Linked DNA regions of Homo sapiens: regions 1 and 3 are each linked to region 2. A link is an interaction called in ENCODE POLR2A ChIA-PET data of the cell type or tissue named here. Cell type or tissue: HepG2. All regions are shown on one strand. Region 1 overlaps C6orf132 (chromosome 6 open reading frame 132). Region 2 overlaps LINC01276 (long intergenic non-protein coding RNA 1276). Region 3 has its middle 11 kb from the start of FRS3.

Region 1 (2,500 bases), 600 kb before region 2:
TGAGATCCTATCTCTAAAAAAAAAAAAAAAAAAAAAAAATTAAAGGGCTGCTTCAACTGAACTGAGTTGCTGGCTTGTACACCTCTGTGAAGTAAGTGAAGTGACCGATGGTCTTAGCTTCTGGGTGTTGTCTGGGTGTGAGGACGAGGAAGTGCTGAGGCCCAGTTTCGTGGAGTTCCCAAGCTGGTAGAGCCAGGGCTGGACTCTGCCCCAGGCAGCCACAGTGCAGGGAGTGGCTGTGGCCGGCTGCCCAGGCTGGCCCAAAGAGGGAGGTGCTGCAGCCAGGCCCACCAGGAGCACGCTCAGATGCTCTTTTGCATGTTCTTTGCTTCACTGTACACAGGTTGGTCTGCCCCTTTCGATGTGGGCTGCCACACTCGGAGGGCCATGCACTCCACTCCCCTGAGAATGTTTGAGGCACATGGCAACCCCTGCTGGCAGCACCCTGGGCTCCTAAGTCTGTCATTTTCCTGATGCCAAGGGTGGAGCAGTGTAAGGTTGGGACACAGCAGGCTCCCCAGCTGACTGCAGCAGTCAGAGCCCTGTGTCTGAGGCCAACAGTGACCTCAAGCCCAGCCCTGCCTGCCTGGTCTGGGGCTCCTGGAAAAGAACTTTGAGAACTCTCCCTCCCACCTACTCCTGCCTCTACCCTGCTGCCCCTTTGGCATCTCTGGAGTCAGAGGACAACCTCGAGGCAATACAGTTGTCTGTCCCAACACCCTGTCATCGAGGGGTGACCCTGAGTGTCCAGGTCACTGCCCACACGACGCAGGTGAGCTGACTCACAGAAGGGACACTTTATGGACTGACAGAACGCTGTAGTCAAAGTGATCCTTGGAGAGTATTTACAGAAGGGGCAGAAAACTGAGACCAGAGTGAGAAGTTACTTTGCTCCAAGTTAATTGGTAGCAGAGCTAGAGCCATAACACAGGTTTTCTGCCTCTTTGTCCCATATTCTTTTTTTTTTTTTTTTTTTTTTTTTTTGTGACAGGGTTTTGCTCTGTCACTCAGGCTGGAGTGCAGTGGCACAATCTTGGCTCACTGCAATCTCCACCTCCTGGGTTCAAGTGATTCTCCTGCCTCAGCCTCCCAAGTAGCTGGGATTACAGGTGCCCACCACTACACCTGGCTAATTTTTTTGTATTGTTAGTAGAGATGGGGTTTCACCATGTTGGTCAGGCTGGTCTCGAACTCTTGACCTCAGATGATCCACCTACCTTGGGCTCCCAAAGTGCTGGGATTACAGGCGTGAGCCACCATGCCCGGCACTTGTCCCATATTCTTTCTGCCACTCTCACTCATCCAGGAACATATTCATTCAACAAACATTTGTTTAACTGCCCGGTCTGTGTCAGGCACATACAAAGAAGCAGCCATCACCGAGCCCTCAAGTAGACTGGGCTGGGCAGCAGGGACTACAGTCATCAACTCTATGTCTATAGACATAGAGTTGTGTTAGAGGGAAAGTATGAGAGCAAACACTGTACTGGCAAAGGAAGCAGGCTGTCAGGTCCCAATATTGGCCCTGGCACTTACTAGCTGTGTGACCTTGGGCAATGTACTTAGCCCTCTGTGCTTCAGTTTTCTCATCTATAAAATAAAAATAATAACTTGTCTCTTAGGGTTACTGTGAAAACTAACAGTAAGACTGGGTTGCTATATGTGAAGTACTCAGAACAGTGCCTTGCACCTAGTAGATGCCTAATAAATGTCAGCTGCAATAATAATGCACACAGAGCCTGAGGATCACACAGGGAGGAGAATTAACTCTGGCTGGGGTTGCCAAGAAGGACTTCACAGAGGAAGGGCATTTAATCTGGGGCTTAAAGGATACCTAGGAGTTTGCCAGGAAAAGAAGAGAATCCTAGGCAGAGTAAGAACAAGAACAAGGCTGCGGAAGCTTGAGGTGTGGAAATGGATCGCAAGTGGGAGCAGTGACTTTCGGGGGTTGGGAGAGGCAGATGTAGCTGGATCATCTAGAGGGCTTTTCAAGCTACCCATCTGCCCCTGGGACCTCTGAAACCTCTGCACAATTCCTCCAACAGGTGGTTTTTGTGCCCCACTGAGGACCCCTGCTGCAGGGAGCACACTTGTTCATGAGTCGGTCAGGTTCCCCCAGCTACAGTGGGATAGGAAAAAGACAAGAACCACCAGTGGGAGCCCAGGGTTTGTGGAGTAGGTGGGGAGAAGATGGTAGGAGCTGCAGAGGTCCAACTTATGAAAGTTCTCACAGGCCATGTGAAGGTGTTTGAATTTCTTCCTCTGGACCAATGGAAGGATTCTGAGCCAGAAAGTAAGCTGCTCTGAGATACTTTTGGGAAAGAATATCCCCGTGGCAGCTTTGGAGAATGGAGTGAGGCGGAGACTGGGAAAGTATCTGGCATCAAAGGGAGTCTGTTCATCTGGGTGAGGGATGGTGAGGACTGAGGAAGGGCTGAGGTGGAGGGGCAGCAGGAAGGAAGGATTCAGGAAGTGATGGGCAGAACTGGATGACCAGCTG
Region 2 (2,500 bases):
AGGCAACCCGCCCGCCTCGGCCTCCCAAAGTGCTGGGATTACAGGTGTGCACCACTGCGCCTGGCCCCATATCTCTTTTCATCCTCTCAACCAATTCAATGAAGGGAGGATATATTATTCCCATTTTACCGTAGAGAAAAGAAGGACGCAAGAAGCTTCAAATCACTTGCCCCAAATCACCTGCCAGCAAGGGGCAGAGCCAGAACTGGGAGCCCAGACTCCTGACCCAGGCCAAAGACTTTCCTTGAGAATCCAGCTGCGTTGGTCCCTACACCCCTTGGCCACCACTGGGTTTGGGGAATGAGCTCTGCCATCATTCTCCTGTCTCTCTACCTCCATGATGCTTTTCTGCAGGGCCTTTCTCTCCACTTGGCAGGGAGAAGGAATTCCAGGGAAAACCCAGCTTAAGTCCTGCATCCTCCCTGAAGGCTTCCCTGCCCATCCCAGGCCTCAGTAACTGCTTCAGTATAATGACAACATTGGACGTTATTTACTGACCACAGGACTATGCTTCAGCACCTACCCTAAGGTATTTTATTCAATCCTCCAGGCTTTTGCCCTGGCTGAGGGTTCTGCCTGAGCTTCTCTCCCCTCAGATACCTGCATCTCCTTGAAGGACCACCTTCTCTGGGAGGTCCAACCTAACCATCCTTTCCCAGGTCTTTGTACCCGCTTTATTTCTTTCTATAGCTCATGTCACCTTCCGAAGAGTATTTAATTTACTGATTATTGTGCTCATTGCCTATCTTCCTCCTCTTTAAGTTCCAAAAGGACAGAGGCTGTATTTTGTTTACTGTTGCATCCCAAGCACCTAGAACAGTGCCTGACATACGGTAGGTGTACAAGCGATATCTGTCAAATGACAGGAGGAAAACTCAAAACCCTTTGAGGCAGGTGTGTTGTTTTCACAGCAGAGAGGAACTAGGGCTCTAGTTCTGGGTTAGGTGGCTTGTCCAAGGTCACAGAGCTGGCCATACCCAGCTGTGTATTGGGCTGCTGAGTATGAGGCTGTTTGGGGTGGGCCTTGAGCCTGAGCCTGTTCTGAGCTTTGTGTGTGTGTGTGTGTGTGTGTGTGTGTGTGTTTGGTGGCTTCCTAGGGGATTTCTGCCTGCATTCCAACCAGCAGGTCCTTCCAGGCACCCCTCCCCTCCTTTACAGGGCTTCTTCCCTTCCTGCAGCTCCTTTCAGCCCCTGCTTTCTTGCCCCAAGCCTGGAGAGGCCTGTGAGTGCAGTCCAGCTAACTTCCCTCCCCTGAGCTCATGGGTCCCTGCCTGGGCTGAAGTCCACACCGGGAGCCCAAGGTGCCCCTGGAAGGCCCCCACCCTGGCCTCCGAGTGGTTCCTCTCCCCAGAGATGTAAATCCGGGCCCCAGAGTGGCCACACAGAACATACATCTTAAACAAACACTTCTCCTTGCTGTTTATCTCCCTGGCCTTTAAACAAACTCTTTCAAAGGTTTCTGCTGATAGGAGAGATTTACTGAAAACCATTCCTTGCTTAAAAGCCCTGGGTTTATGCTGCTGGGGTGGGGGCAGTGGGGCCTTCAGGCCTGGGGTTTCTCTGCCTCCGGACCACATGTTTATCCTCCAGGCCTTGATAGAGGAGCAACACAGACTAATCTTTATGGAAAAGAAAATAATAAAAGCAGGAAAGGGGAGGGGTGGAGGCTGGGGTGCGTTTGGTTCTTGTCACTGACTCCAAGAGGTTGTGGCAGGTCCGGGTGTGGCAGTGCCCACCACACTGTAGCCCTGCCTGTTGGGGGTGGGGTGAGCTGAGCATCTGGGAGGGGTGGGGCTCCCTTGAACTTTGGACAGAAGGCCTTTGGGCAGGTGAGCCTCTTCTCCGGCTTCCAGAGGCCAGAGTGGGCCTCTCCCTGCTGGATGGGGGTTGGAGGGAGGGCAGCAGTCACATGATCATGTCTATTCCTGCATCAACCAACAGTCAGAAGGCACCTAGCCTGTGCCAGGACCTGGGGGTGGAGAGAGGAATAGTTGTTAACAATTACTTTAGCATTTCTGTGGGCCTGGTACTGTTCTAAATCGCTTACATGAATCAACTCATTTAATGGCCCCAGTAGATTCTATAATTATCCCAATTTTGCATATGGGGAAACCAAGTCACAGAAAGATTACTGGCTGTACTCCAGAGGTTTTGGTTTAACTGGGATGCAGGCTGGGCATTGGATTCCAGGATGCATCCCAAGTGGAAAAAGATTGACATTCCCATTTCCCACCCACTCCCCACTTGTCCTTCCAATAATACAGTATCTCTTCCATTTCAAGGCGTCTCACAATTCATTGACAGTGGTATTTTTTTCTTAGTGGATCGTAAAATAATGGTGCATCTTACAGTCTTAGGTTCAACAAAATATAGTAATAGAAAACTAACCTCTACCAACTGTGGGGACTGAGCTGGATGATTTGCATCCATTATCTCATTTAATCCACCTCCCAAAGCTGCAACATAGGTCACAGGAGCACCTCTGATGAGAAAACTGAGG
Region 3 (2,500 bases), 250 kb before region 2:
GAGTTACAGGTGCCTGCCACCGTGCCCAGCTAATTTTTGTATTTTTAGTAGAGATGGGGCTTCTCCATGTTGGCCAGCCTGGTCTCAAACTCCTGACCTCAGGTGATCCACCCACCTCAGCCTCCCAAAGTGCTGGGATTACAGGCGTGAGCCACCGCGCCCGGCCAGTCATTTATTTTTCTCCTCCAAGAAGCCCTGGTCATGAACCTACAGTTGCCAGGGATGGATGCTCTGTTGAAGGAAAGGGGTGGGATGGCTGGAGTCCTAGAAGCCAAAAGGGGAGCCTGTGAGGACTGCCCTAATGAGGTAGAGCCCAGCCCTCTGAGGCTGGTAACAGGTGAGGAGTGCAGCGGAGCGGGCACAGCTACAGAAGAGACACCTTCGCCTTCTTGGGGAGCCCTCACTGACGCCCCTGCCAATAGGCAGGCCCCAAAGGGCACTGCTGTCCTTTACCACCTTGGCCCAGAGATGGATCCTGGATCCTCCTTAGCTGCCCCCAGCATGGCTGAGTCAAGACCAAACCTTTAAACAGGACTTTACTAAAATCCTAGGATTATAGCAAAATGAAAAAATACAGTGTAATGTGTAACTAGATAATCTGGCTTGCTAAGTGTCTTTCCTAGAGAACGTCCCTTCAGGAATGGACTGTTAGGATGCCTCTACCCTGCCACAAGGCTGGGCGCTAACAGAGCCGCCACATTGGAGCACCTGCCTGGAAGCACAGGGTCCAGCGGGGCTGTGCTGCACACACAACCTAGTGCTGATCTGTTCCAGGAGCTCCTTTCTCTGTCATGAGGCTGCCTCTCTCCTCCTCCTCCTCCTCTTGCTGGCTTCCTTTCCTCCAAGACTCCATTTCTGTCTGAAACCCCAGTGCGGTTCATCTAAAGGAAATGCTGCTTTTGTGATAAGCCACTCAGGGCCCAGGTGAAGAATGAGAGTTGTGTTTGTCCAACTTGGGGAAAAGCCTTGTCACTGTTTGTGCTCCAGCTCCCTGTCCTGTGGAGCAAGCAGACCTGTCCTCTTCGTCACCAAGGAAACAAGCCCAGGCGAGACACCCCACCCAGTTCCCTCCCCCTCCTACTGTCCAGGACACTGCTGCCTGGGCCTCATTTCCTGGATCCTACCTCCTCTGAGTGGGGGTTGGACTGGAAGCTTTCAGACCCCCCGACCTCAGGTGTCACTTTCTGTCAGTGAAATGGGCAGTGACGACTGGCCACAACAGGATGTGAAAAGGCCCTTCGAGTGGGGCCCAGCAGAGCTCAAGAGGGCAGCTGCCACAACCCCAGAGCTGGCACCAAACCCTTCTCCCCCTTATATCCTTTTGATCTCTGGACCAGAGGGGTCACCTGCTGCAGGCTGGATTCATTGCAGTTTTCCACACTGTAGTAGGGAAATGCTGTCTTCTCTCTGCAGCCTTACCAAGCAGCTCAATTCTGTTTGGATGTCCACATACACTACCCCTGCTACTACTCATGACCTCCACAGTTGGGGTGGTGGGTGTCTCCAAACAGGAGGGTGGATATGTGGGGGCAGGTATGGCTATGCCGGGACCAGGCTTAGGGGTCCTGGCCGTGTTTGTGACTCATGGGTCAGTGCAGGCTCCGCCTTATCGATGGACAGATACTATGATGGGGTAGCCAGAGGCTGGCTTAAGAGACCTGTCCTGACTGGGTCATTATCTCTGCTACCTTAAGCATTTGGTTACCCAATTGGGCTCGGCTTTTGTACCTGGAAGACATGGAGCTGGTATGAGAAGTAGCCAATGAAACGATGAACATGGCCCCACTTTGGAAGTAGACAAGGCTCCTGCAAGCTGTGTTAACAACTCAGCTGTTCCCTTAGAAGTCACAACTCTTAAGTCCCCCTAGGCTGTCGCTTTGCTGAACAAATCAAGAAGGGGCAGTTATTCTCATTCTCTGGGTCGCCAGATCCTGGCCTGACCCCTGGGGTCTCCCTAGAGCAAGTCATAATTGCTTCGATGATCATTTTGTGGGGCTTGGGGGTGTCGAAGGAGTCGACTTCCAGCTCAGTGTGGCCCCCAACCTTTCCTGTCCCCTCCCCTGGTCACTGCCTCTGGCCCATGAGGTCTACTACAGGAATTTTCCTCTCGAGGGAAGGACAGGGTGTGAGTGGACAGCTTTCCTGGCGGGAAGGGGTGGGTGGGAGCGATGCCCAGGAGGGTAACTGCCGCCCCTGTGTTTGAGCCCGCCCTGCCGTCAGGCTGTGGTGCACAGATGGAATCAGTTTCCATCACCATCATCATCCAAAGATCATCACCAGCATCAGTGCATGTTTGCCGAGTGCTGGGTTCTCTTCTTTAGAAACAGGCCCTACCCACCCCTGGGCTGCCCTCAGGAAAGGACAGGATCCAGCATCCTGTCTGGGAGTGACATTTCAGGTCAGACCAGGAGGGGCCCTTCCCAAGGTCCCCCCGGGTAATAATAGCACTTTACAAGGGTATAAACACAGTCAGCTTTCCACAGGGCCTTGTCGAATATTT

Evidence for each region. ChIA-PET counts read pairs that join two places held together with the same protein. Peaks named below come from ENCODE experiments on the same cell type or tissue, not always from the same donor. Only the 100,000 strongest peaks of a DNase experiment are listed, where the experiment ranks them.
Region 1: POLR2A ChIA-PET joins it to region 2 with 5 read pairs; 1 of 35 experiments calls an interaction of 5 or more read pairs at or near these places.
Region 3: POLR2A ChIA-PET joins it to region 2 with 7 read pairs; 1 of 35 experiments calls an interaction of 5 or more read pairs at or near these places.

What each region holds. Positions count from the first base shown.
Region 1 is chr6:42,116,408-42,118,907 of GRCh38, reverse strand. All of the region lies in intron 2 of C6orf132 (chromosome 6 open reading frame 132), which reads left to right. Among named protein-coding and RNA genes, the nearest start is that of C6orf132, 25 kb to the left of the region's middle. In HepG2, no CTCF peak of the experiment used is centred here; DNase peaks (open chromatin) are centred at 97, 713 and 1,417.
Region 2 is chr6:41,518,845-41,521,344 of GRCh38, reverse strand. LINC01276 (long intergenic non-protein coding RNA 1276) reads right to left here. Exons shown (of 3, transcript NR_120347.1): 3 at 1,493-1,969. Among named protein-coding and RNA genes, the nearest start is that of LINC01276, 18 kb to the right of the region's middle. In HepG2, no CTCF peak of the experiment used is centred here; DNase peaks (open chromatin) are centred at 1,394 and 1,854.
Region 3 is chr6:41,767,411-41,769,910 of GRCh38, reverse strand. No RefSeq gene overlaps it. Among named protein-coding and RNA genes, the nearest start is that of FRS3, 11 kb to the left of the region's middle. RefSeq lists an enhancer at 1,636-2,488. In HepG2, no CTCF peak of the experiment used is centred here; a DNase peak (open chromatin) is centred at 1,040.